2 separate regions of the Homo sapiens genome follow, and region 1 is linked to region 2. Evidence: read pairs that join two places in POLR2A ChIA-PET (ENCODE). Cell type or tissue: endothelial cell of umbilical vein. All regions are shown on one strand. Links, peaks and the distances in the headings refer to the core of each region. The heading gives the core; the rest is flanking DNA.

Region 1 (4,000 bases), core at 1-4,000, 840 kb after region 2:
GCTCCAGGTGGCTTGCTTTATTTTTGAGACAGAGTCTCTGCTGCCCAGGCTGGAGTGCAATGGCGCCATCTCGGCTTACTGCAACCTCCACCTCCCGGGTTGAAGCGTTTCTCCTGCCTCAGCCTCCCAAATACCTGAGATTACAAGCACCCACCACCATGTCCAGCAAATTTTTTTATTTTTAGTAGAGATGGGATTTCACCATGCTGGCCAGGCTGGTCTCGAACTCCTGACCTCAAGTGATCCATCCACCTCAGCCTCCCAAAATGCTGGGATTACAGGCACACATAAGCCACTACACCCGGTCTCCAGGTGGCTTTAAAACAAAGTCCAGCTGCCTCAGGATGGCAGGGAAGCCTCATCACACTCTTCCAGCCTGGCCTCCCCTTGCTGAGGGGCCCCTGTTTATACCACTGCATATTCCTTGCCGATCACAACACACCAGGACTCCGGGCCCTTCATATGTGCCATGTCCTTGGCCTGAAACACTATGCTTCCTCCTCCTCCGATGACTAGGCAAGCGGCTACTCAGGCCTTAAGACCCAGCTTAATGGCCACCTCTGAGGTCCCTTCACAGTTCATGCCACTCACCGCACCACCAGCCGCCCCCGTCCTGCCCTCCCATGGCCCCTCTCAGAGGCCTCTGTTGCATCCGTGACTATCTTGAGGCCCTTTACTTATCCTTCACAGGCTAGATTAGATGCAACTCACAGTCAGGGACATACACTGTTTACCTGCCAGGACCCAGCACAGATAGGGGCTCAGGGAGTGTTTGCAGAAAAAAAAATTTTTTTTTAAAGTTATCAGGCACTGTTCTAGGCCAGGAAATTAGCTGTGACCAAGAGCTGTGGCCCCTGCCCTGGTGGACTGTAGGAAAGAGACAGTAAACAAGGGACCAAATATAATTTGATGCCCAGCAGGCGAGGGGGAAGGCTGATCCGGGAGCAAAGCTGCACCCAGGCAAAGGCAAAAGGGGTGGAAGAGAATCCCAACTCCCTGAAGCCCCGGAGCCTCACACACTCACACACCTGTGCCACTTGCTCTGTATGGATCCCTGATTCAGGGCACGGGGGCCAGGGGAGGAGGGTGTGAGGTGGGTACAGGAGGAGCACCAGCTGAGAGCAGGCTGAGGTCTGCATGGCAGCCAGGATGAACTCAATGAACACTATTAATGGTGATCATAGCCTCCTCTCTGCTCTAAAAGCTTTCATGGCTCTCTATTGCCCCTGTCCAAGCCCTAGCAGTGAGGCCCTCCTCCCCAGACCCCTTCCCTACGCTCTTGCTACTTCTCAAACATGACCACCCGTTTCTGTCCACACTGCTGTCTCCTCGCTAGTCCATCTCCACCTGACAAGGCCCTATAATCACAGGAGGACACCTCCCTCAGGAAGGCTGCTGCCACCAGCAGGGATGTGCTGTCCATCTTCCAAGCACCCCACACGCTGCTTCCGGCAGCCTTACCCTTGCTCAGCACGTGCTGCCCCCAGGACAGGCAACTGTGAAAGAAAGCTGGAACGGACCTGGATACAAATTCTGGCTTAGCCTGGGACTCACTGAGTTACCTGGGGCATGACACTTCACCTCGCCACACCTTGGTTTCCTCATCTGTTTGATTAAGATGTTACTACCAACCTTCAAGGATCAAATCTGGTAACGTGAAAGCACCCGGCTGAGGGCCGGGCAGGCACCCGGTGGGCAAGGCAACTTCTCTCCTCCTGGCCCCAGGACACTGACTCAGCTCCTCCCCCCACATCCCTTCTGCTCCTGACAGAAAAGGGGAGGCTGCTGACGACAGGAAGGGCCAGCAGGGAGGTGGCAGGATGTCCAGGAGGACGCCGAGGAAGTCCAGGCCATCACACTCACAGGGCAGGGGCTAGGCGTGCCACGCCCCCCAGCAGCCCAGCCCGCCCCCAGCAGCCCACCCACTCCTCCGCAGGGTCTCCACTCCCCTGAAAGAGGCCTACTGCCGCCTGTGCACACACACACCCTGCTCATCCTCCCCCAGGAGGGCCACTGGGCTGTCAGAGCCTCCCTGAAGCACTAGCCAGAAACCAAAAGCAGCCCCACCCCTCCCTTCCCGAACATCACGGTCAGTGGGCCAGAAGGACAGGGAAAGGAGCTACTCCTTCTCTTATACTTGGGGTGACCTCGGGCAACTCACCAGCGCCCCTCCCCAAGCCTCAGTTTATCTGGCTGTGAAGTGGGGAGTCCAGCGAACCCAGCTGTGAGGCTCAATATGCTAACTATGGCACAGGTAATTGATGGGGCTTGGGTACAGCTCACCCCCATGAGAAAGGCAAACCCCTGCCATCATGCCCCCTACTCAGACTCGCAGGCTTGTCCCAAGGCCCCAGGACCGCTGCAAAGTGCAAGCCCAGGAAGACGTGGTATCCCGCTGCTTCAGACGTCCCGGGACTGCCTCCCGGGCTGTGGGTGGGGCGGTCCGGCCACTTCTCGCCCACCCGACCTCGGGCCAGCGGCCACACGGAGGGCTGGCTTGCCCAGGCCCGGGTCAGCGCGACCCATCCGCACCCACGAGCGCCCCTCCCCAGCCCAGGCCCACCTCCGCTCCTCCCTGGGGCCCCTGGCCGCCTTGGGGAATCGGGTCTTCGTCTAGGGGGCTGGAGGGGAGGTGGGAAAGGGTCGCCCCGAATCCACCCGTGACTGGTGCCGCAAGTGTGAGGAGGGGGCGCCCGAGACGGGTCGTTCCGTCCCCTCAGGGTCGCCTGGGCTCCCGGGGGCGAGTGGGCGAGGGAAGGCGAGGAGGAGCCTGCGGGAAGGGTGAGGCCGGTCTGGCCGAAAGCGCTTCGGAGGTGGCCCCGTCTTCCGGCCCAGCCCTCCTCTCGCCTTCGGGAAATGAGGAGGGGGCTGCCCCGGAGGGGAGAGGCTGGGCTCTGCCTCGGGTCGTCGCCCTTCTCCCGGCCTCGGGCGCGGGCGGCTGACTGGGGCACTCACCGTCATGGCGGCGCCCCAGGGCGGCGGGAGCAGGAGGCAGGAACGTGGACGCGGCTCTCGGGCCGGGCTCCGCGGCGCGGGAACCCCGCCGCCGCCGCCGCCGCCGCCCCTCTCGGCCGCCCGCCGCCGCGCCTCCGGCCCTTCCTTTCCCCGACGCTGCCCCGGCCCCTTCCATCCGCCCATAAAACTTTTTTTTTTTTTTTTTCAAACTTCCTGGGAGGACCCGAGCGGGCCAATGGGTGGCGGGGAAGCCGAGACAAACAGCGGCGGGGGCCGCGGCGGGCCAATGGAAGCGCGAGACGGGCCGGGGGCGGGACCTGCCGCAACGGGACGGGCGCGCTAGGGCGGCGGGGCGGCGGGACGGCGGGACGGCGGGGTGGGCGGATGGGGCCGCAGGGAAGGGAGGGCGGTGGCGGCCGGAGGGCGGGCGGGCCCGGGCCGCGGGCGCGCTGGGAGGAAGGAAGGGCCCAGGGTGCAGGTGACTCCGGCAATGGCGCGGGGGCGGAGGATGCGGGCGGCCGGGCGTGGGCACGACTCGCCCAGGCTGCGCTTCCCGACCCGGCCCCGGAGCGATGGGTCCGCTAGGGCTCGGCGCCGTGATTTGGCGGGGACCGGGGCAAAGCACCCAGTACTAACGACTCAGCGGGTCCCACTCGCCAAGAGTCGATTTTCGTCCTCACCACAGACTTGGGAGGGAGGTCTTATTTTGCTAATGAGAAAACGGAGGCTCAGAGGGGTGAGCCGATTTGCCCGAGGTCACACAGGAAGAGGCGGAATTCCTAGCGAGTAAGCTGGACACAAAGTGAGTTCTTGGATGGCAGGGTCTCTCCCAAATGCCCACTCCTCACAAATGGGTCTTTTTTGGTTTGGGGTTTTTCAGGTGTGGGCGTGCACCCGTTGCTCAGGTTCCCAGAACGCTGGGCCGTTTGTTAGATGCTCTTTTCCTGCAGGTGAGTAGGGACCGTGGTGGAATTGGTTGCTAAATGCACTAGGAAGTTCGTGTGGCACGGGGATTCCAGCCTAGTGTTACCTTAAGCAAGGCACC
Region 2 (7,709 bases), core at 1,427-5,426:
ACAGGTAGGCGACTTGGTAGAGGGCAGTCTCAACAAGGCTAAAGTCGGAAGGCAGAGCCTGGGACGTGAAGGGGAAGATGTAAGTCCCTGTGGATGGATGGGATTCCTAGGAAGCAGAAGGAATAAAATTCTGCATCAAAAAGGCAAGATCAGATGGTAAGTAACAGGGGCTATTTAAACATAAGGTAGAAGGCTGGTCACAGTAGCTCACACCTGTAATCCCAGCACTTTGGGAGGCCGAGGCGGGTGGATCATTTGAGGTCAGGAGTTTGAGACCAGCCGGGCCAACATGGTGAAACCCCGTCTCTACTAAAAATAGAAAAAATAGCTGGGTGGTAGTGGCGCACACCTGTAATCCCAGCTACTTGGGATGCTGAGGCAGGAGAATCGCTTGAGCCTGGGAGGCAGAAGTTGCGGTGAGCCGGGAGCATGCCAGTGCACTCCAGTCTGGGTGACAGAGTGAGACCCTGTCTCTAAATAAATAAATAAACATAAGGTAGAAGACCCAAGCCTGTGTGAAGGGGGAGAGATTGAACATGTAAGTGAGGGAGGAGAGGGTCGGGATGGAGAAGGGAGAAGACATAGGGACTGCTCTTTGGGGCTCTTTGCTTCTGCCTCTGTAACTGTTGTTCATTATGCTTTATTTATTCTTTTTTTGTTTTGTTTTGTTTTGTTTTAGAGACGGAGTCTTGCTCTGTCGCCCAGGCTGGAGTGCAGAGGCGCAGTCTCGGCTCACTGCAAGCTCCGCCTCCTGGGTTCATGCCGTTCTCCTGCCTCAGCCTCCCAAGTAGCTGGGACTGCAGGTGTCCGCCACCATGCCCGGCTAATTTTTTTGTATTTTTAGTAGAGACGGGGTTTCACCGTGTTAGCCAGGATGGTCTTGATCTCCTGACCTTGTAATCTGCCTGCCTCAGCCTCCCGAAGTGCTGGGATTATAGGCGTGAGCCACTGCGCCCAGTCCATTATGCTTTATTTATTCTGTAGTTCATTGTCCCAACAGATTTTCAGCACCTTCTGGGCACCAGGCATTATGATTGCTCTCATATCTGTCTCTCCCAATAGTCGTAACAAGCCTTGATGGCGGGATCCATGGAATGGCAGAGGCTAAGGTTGGGATACAGGTCTTTTTACTTACTGGTTCTGTGACCATGGACTATTAAACTATTTTTGCCTTTTTAAGGCCACAGGCAGGTCTGGCTATGGGGCTAAGTTTTAGCCATGGAATAAAAATGGAAGGGTTATTTGCACACACCTCACTGATCCTCAGTCGTTTTGTTGTACTTCAGTCATTTGATAGTATTTCCTACTTTGTAGGGTTGTATTGATCAAATAAATTAAGGTCTGTAAAGACTTTTCTCAGAACTAGGCCCATAGGTAGGTAATTGTATCAGTTATAATTAGGTTTGGCTTAGAGTGACAGAAAAACTCAAACAGTGGCTAAAATTTATTACAATTTCTTTTCTCTCATTTACAAGGACTCCAGTAGATATGAAAGTTCATAGTGACAGGGTCTCAAGATCTTTTATCATATTGTTCCACTAGCTTCAGCCCATGATTTAGCTTCAGCCCATGATTTAACTTCATGGTAAGAAATGGCTGCTCAAGTTCCAGCCACCACGTCCACATTTCATCCAGTTCAAAGGAAGATGAGTCCAAAGAAATGCATTTCTTCTGGAAGTTGCAAATAACCCTTCCATTCCATGGCCAGAACGTTTTAAAGTTCAGAACTAGTTTAAAATTAACATTAAATTCATATAGAATATCCAGGATTAAGTTTATAGCTTATATATTTCAGAAATAAAGGATACTCTTGTTTAATAAATAAATTCTCATTAGGTGAATTGTAGTAAAGATTTTTTTGTCAAGAGGAAGTTTGTAACTGTGTGTTAGCAGTTGCATTGCTAAATACATCACTTTTTGTTGTTTAAGATACTGTTGCTGGGCGCAGTGGTTCACGCCTGTAATCCCAGCACTTGGGGAGGCCGAGGTGGGCGGATCATGAGGTCAGGAAATCGAGACCATCCTGGCTAACACTGTGAAACCCGTCTCTACTGAAAATACAAAAAATTAGCTAGGCATGGTGGCATGCACCTGTAATCCCAGCTACTCGGGAGGCTGAGGCAGGAGAATCGCTTGAACCCAGGAGGCGGAAGTTGCAGTGAGCCAAGATCATGTCACTGCACTCCAGCCTGGGCGACAGAGCAAGACTCCATCTCAAAAAAAAAAAAAGAAAAAAAGATATTGTTGAGAAGCTCATCATGCCTTATATTAATAAAGTGATTCTCAAAGTTTTGTCTACAGATAAAAGCGGTGCCTTAAAACACAACTGTGCTACTAGACATCAGGGCAGGGTTGCTCTTAAGGAAGTAGGATAGTGACTGAGCAGGGATGTGAGACAGCTTCTAAGGAGCTGGCAGCGTTCTCTTTCTCGATCCGAGTGCTGGTTACATGGGCGTGCTCAGTATATGAAAATTTCTTGAGCTGCACACTTAGAATCTGTGCACTCCTAGTTTCTATGTTATACTTCAATGCATGTTTTGTAAATGGTCACGTGGATCTATCAGTTTATAGGACATACAGAACATTGAGGACATGTTAATCACTCCAGCCTTTTTCCATATGTCTCTGTGTTTTCCTCCCAGGGAAATGAAGAATATTGATCCAAAAGCAGCAGATACAAAAAAGGCAAACCACATGTTCATCCCACCTTCAGCCGTCAATGAGGAATCACCTGACAAGAAAACTAAGGGAAGTCTCCAAAGAGAAATTGAGTTTAAGGGTTGTTCGAACAAAAACCATGGGAAAGGTAGAAGTGTGAACATGTAAGAATAATAATTATTTTATTTTATTTTATTTTACTGAGACAGAGTCTCACTCTCTCCTCAAGGCTGAGTGCAGTGGTGCCATCATAGCTCACTGCAGCCTCCACCTCCTGGGCTCAAGCAATCCTCCCACTTCAGCCTCCTGAGTAGCTGGGACCACAGGTGTGTGCCACCATGCCCAGCTCATTTTTTATTTTTGTAGAGTTGGGGGTATCACTATGTTGCCCAGGCTGGAAAATTCTTAAAACACAGGAAAGAGCATATAAAAGTTCACTTATGGCCAGGCACTGTGGCTCACGTCTGTAATCCCACTACTTTGGGAGGCCGAGGTGGGCGGATCATGAGGTCAGGAGATCGAGACCATCCTGGCCAACATGGTGAAACCCCATCTCTACTAAAAATACAAAAATTAGCTGGGCATGGCAGTACGTGCCTGTAATCCCAGCTACTCGGGAGGCTGAGGCAGGAGAATCGCTTGAACCCGGGAGCTGGAGGTTGCAGTGAGCCGAGATCACGCCACTACACTCCATCCTGGAGACAGAATGAGACTCCGTCTCAAAAAAAAAGTTCACTTACTTTTATGTATTACTCACACCACTCTCATTTTAGTTTTAGTGTTATTATTGGTAGTAGTAAGGGCTACTAATGATTTTGTACTTCCTCTGTACCAAGTGTTGGCCTATGTACTTCATGAACTGTATGAGACAGAGCTCCTTGGTTGCATGTGCCAGGAAGCCAGCTCAAACTAGCTTAAATGGAAGGAGAATGTAGCAGCTTAAATAACTGGGAAGGTCATGATAGGCCATCTGCAGGCATATTAGACCTGACAGCTTGATATTTTCAGGCTCTTTCTCTGTCTGTCTCTTGATCCTCTTCCCTTCTGTGGGCTGACTTCTTTTTCAAGCTGCCTCTGCCTCAGGGCCATGGACAGCCCAAGTCTGTCTCCTTATAGTCCTGACCTAAAAAGCCATGTCCACTTTGCTGGAGCACATCTTCTAGCAGTTCCCAAAACGAAGGTATATGGGAAATTATTTGAGTCTTTGCATATCCAAAACATCTTTTTTTTTTTTTTTTTTTTTTTGAGATGGAGTCTCCTTCTGTCACCCAGGCTGGAGTGCAGTGGCACAATCTTGGCTCACTGCAACTTCCTCCTCCTGGGTCTAAGCAGTTCTCCTGCCTCAGCCTCCCTGAGTAGCTGGGACTACAGGCGCGTGCCACCATGCCCAGCTAATTTTTTTCGTTTTTTTGTTTTGTTTTGTTTTGTTTTGTTTTGTGTAGCAGAGATGAGGTTTCACCATGTTGGCCAGGCTAGTCTCAAACTCTTGACCTCAGGTGATCCGCCCGCCTCAGCCTCCCAAAGCCCTGGGATTACAGGTGTGAGCCACCATTCCCGGCCCTTTGTTCTATTTTTAAAATAATTATTTAAGAGATGAGATCTTGCTGTGTTGCCCAGGCTGGTCTCGAACTCCCGAGCTGAAGCAGTCCTCTCGCCTTGGCCTCCCAAAGTGCTGGGATTACAGACATGAAAAAATGTCTTTGTTCTTGATTGATATTTGGCAAATGTTTTGCTGGAAATAAAATTCTAAGTTAAAAGTCAATATTCTACAGAATTTTGGAGAATTTTTCCTGCCTGCTGCTTTTACTGTTGAGAAGTCTCACGCTATTCTGATTCCTATGGCTTTGTGGGTCACTGTCTTCCCAGCTGTGGGAACTTCTAGGATATTGTCTTCATTCTTAGTATCCTGAAGTTTCACAATGATATACCTTGGTATGAGTCCTTTTCTTAATATGCGTCACTGAGGTCGGGAGTGCTCTCAGTCCAGAGGGTAGAGTCCTTCAATTCTGAGAATTTTGCTTGTATTATTTCTTAGAAAATTTCCTTCATTTTCTTTGCTATTTCTGGAACTATGATAGTCAATTGTCAGACCTGCTGGACTGATCCTTTAATTTTCTTATCTTTCTTCATTCTCCTCTTGGCATCTGTATATATATTTCTTTTCTTTTTCAAACAACGTAAATGTATTTTCTCACAGTTCTGGAGGCCGAAGTCCAAAGTCAAGGTGTCAGCAGGGCCATGCTTCCTGTGCGGGGTTCAGGGTAGTCTTCCTTTGCCTCTCCCTAGCTTCGTGCGGTTGCCAGCAGTCCGTGGCTGTCCTTGGCTTGTAGAGGCCTCACTCCAATCTCTGCCTCTGTCATCACCTGGCCTTCTTCATGTCTGTCTGCATCTATTCTTCTAAAGACAGCAGTCATATTGGATAAAGGCCCACCCTAATGTCTTCATTGAACTTGATTACATCTGCAAAGACTATTTCCAAAAAAGGTCTTATTCACGGGTACTGGGGTTTACAACCTTAACATGTCTTTTGGGGAACATATTCCCCAAAACCTATAACAGCTTTCTTCTTCTTCTTTTTTTCTTTTTTTTTTTTTTTTGAGATGGAGTCTTGCTCTATCGCCCAGGCTGGAGTGCAGTGGCGCGATCTTGGCTCACTGCAACCTCCGCCTCCCAGCTTCATGCCATTCTCCTGCCTCAGCTTCCCACGTAGCTGGGACTACAGGCACCTGCTACCACACCTGGCTATTTTTTTTTTTTTTTGTATTTTTAGTAGAGACGGGGTTTCACTGTTAGCCAGGATGGTCTCGAACTCCTGACCTCGTGATCCACCCGTCTCGGCCTCCCAAAGTTCTAGGATTACAGGCGTGAGCCACTGCGCCCAGCATTTTTTTTTTTTTTTTTTTTTTTTTAGACAGAGTCACTCTGTTACCCAGGCTGGAGTGCAGTGGTGCAATCTCGGCTCACTGCAACCTCCACTTCCCGGGTTCAAATGATTCTCCTGCCTCAGCCTCCTGAGTAGCTGGGACTACAGGTGTGCACCACCACGCCCGGCTAATTTTTGCATTTTTAGTAGAGATGGGGTTTCACCATGTTGGCCAGGCTGGTCTCGAACTCCTGACCTCAGGTGATCCACCCACCTCGGCCCCCCAAAGTCCTGGGATTACAGGCATGAGCCACCGCGCCTGGCTAAAATTTCTTTGTAGAGACAGGGTCTTGCTGTGTTGGCATTTTCAACGTATAGAATCATGCTATCTGTAAATAAAGATAGTTTTACTTCTTCATTTCCAATTTGGATGCCTTTCATTTCTTGCCTAATTATCTGTCTAGAGCTTCTGATACAAAGTGGAATACCAGCCATGAAAGGAGGCATTTTGTCCTGTCCCTGGTCCTAGGGAAAGGCTTTCAGTCTTTAACCATTGAGTGTGCTGTTATCTGTGGGTTTATCATAAATGTCCATAATCATGTTGGAGTAATTCCATCCTATTCCTATTTTTCTGATTGTTTATTATCATGAAATGCTGTTGGTTCTTGTCAAATGCTTTCTCTGCATCATTTGAGATAATTATGTAGGGTTTTCCCTTCATTCTTTTATTGTGCTCTATACACTGATCGATTTATGTTTCACTGAGGGGAACTACCTGGGATAAATCCCACTTGTTCCTAGTGTATAATCCTTTTAATATTTTAGTATTTGTTGAAGATCTCTGCATTTGTATTCTTAAGGAAGAGTGGTCTATAATTTCTTTTCTTGTCATTTCTTTGTCTAGTTCTGGTATCAGTATAATGCTGGCCCCATAAAATGAGCTATGAAATACTGTTACCTCTTCTATTTTTTGGAAGAGCTTGAGAAGAATTGGTGTTAATTCTTCCTTAATGGTTTGGTAGAATTCACAAATGAAGCCCTGTAGTCTTTCACTTTTCTTTGTTCAAAGGGAGATTTTTGATTATTGATTCAATCGTTTTATTTGTTATAAGTCTATGCAGAATTTTTATTTTTTTCTTGAGTCAGTTTTGGTAATTTGTGTATTTCTAGTTTTCCATTTCATATAGGCTATATAATTTATTGGCATTTGTATTCTCTTACAAGCTTTATTTCTGTAAGGTCGGTAATCATGTTCTCACTTTCATCTATGTGTGTCCTTTTCTTGGTAGTCATTCAAACTCAAAGTTTGTTAATTTTGTTGATAACTAACATTTTGTTTCTTTCAATTGACTTTCTATTTTTTCTATTCTCTATTTCACGTCCTCTGCTCTAATCTTAATCTCCTTCCTTCTACCAGCTTCAGATTTAGTTTGTGCTTCTTTTGCTAGGCCCATAAGTCATAAAGTGAAGTTATTGATTTGAGATGTTTCTTGTTTTTAAAACATAGGCATTTATGGCTATAAATTTCCCTCTTAGCACTGCTTTTGCTGCACTCCATAAGTTTTATTGTGTTATGTTTTTGTTTTTATTTCAAAATATTTTTTAGTATATCTTGTGATCTCTCCTTCAAGTTGTAGCATGTTCTTTCCAAATACGGACAGTGAACCTAAATAGAAGAAGTGTAGGCCAGGCACAGTGGCTCATGCCTGTAATTTCAGCACTTTGGGAGGCCAAGGCAGGCGGATCACGAGGTCAGGAGATTGAGACTATCTTGGTCAACATAGTGAAACCCTGTCTCTACTAAAAAAAAAAATACAAAAAACAAATTAGCTGGGCATGGTGGTGCATGCCTATAATCCCAGCTACTTGAGAAGCTGAGGCAGGAAAATCACTTGAACCCGGGAGTCAGAGGTTGCAGTGAGCTGAGATCGCGCCACTGCACTCCAGCCTGGCAACAGAGCGATACTCCGTCCCAAAAAAGAAAGAAAAAAATAAATGTAATGCTTTCGTGAAATATTAAAGGAAGTCCTTTAGGCTTGTGAGACTAGTCTCCATCCCATAGCCCAGCAAATAATATTCTGAAGATTCACATCTGGAGGTGTGAAGCAGATAGACAGAGTTAGAAAACACAATCCAGGTTTTCAGCGTCACCAGAGGGATGTCACCTCCAATGGAGTAGTACCTGCCT

The links. ChIA-PET counts read pairs that join two places held together with the same protein. Peaks named below come from ENCODE experiments on the same cell type or tissue, not always from the same donor. Only the 100,000 strongest peaks of a DNase experiment are listed, where the experiment ranks them.
Region 1: POLR2A ChIA-PET joins it to region 2 with 7 read pairs; 3 of 35 experiments call an interaction of 5 or more read pairs at or near these places.

Annotation. Positions count from the first base shown.
Region 1 is chr22:37,745,376-37,749,375 of GRCh38, reverse strand. All of the region lies in intron 11 of TRIOBP (TRIO and F-actin binding protein), which reads right to left. LOC124905115 reads left to right here and starts at 2,077. Exons shown (of 3, transcript XM_047441691.1): 1 at 2,077-2,254. The coding sequence starts at 2,237. LOC102724378 (a long non-coding RNA gene) reads left to right here and starts at 3,432. Exons shown (of 3, transcript NR_160697.1): 1 at 3,432-3,757; 2 at 3,836-3,905. RefSeq lists silencers at 2,373-2,482, 2,703-2,932, 3,273-3,572. In endothelial cell of umbilical vein, for the core only: no CTCF peak of the experiment used is centred there; DNase peaks (open chromatin) are centred at 1,765 and 3,195; H3K4me3 peaks cover 2,784 bases; H3K27ac peaks cover 3,049 bases.
Region 2 is chr22:38,586,474-38,594,182 of GRCh38, reverse strand. FAM227A (family with sequence similarity 227 member A) reads left to right here. Exons shown (of 17, transcript NM_001013647.2): 16 at 2,643-2,748. Among named protein-coding and RNA genes, the nearest start is that of DMC1, 20 kb to the right of the region's middle. In endothelial cell of umbilical vein, for the core only: no CTCF peak of the experiment used is centred there; no DNase peak of the experiment used is centred there.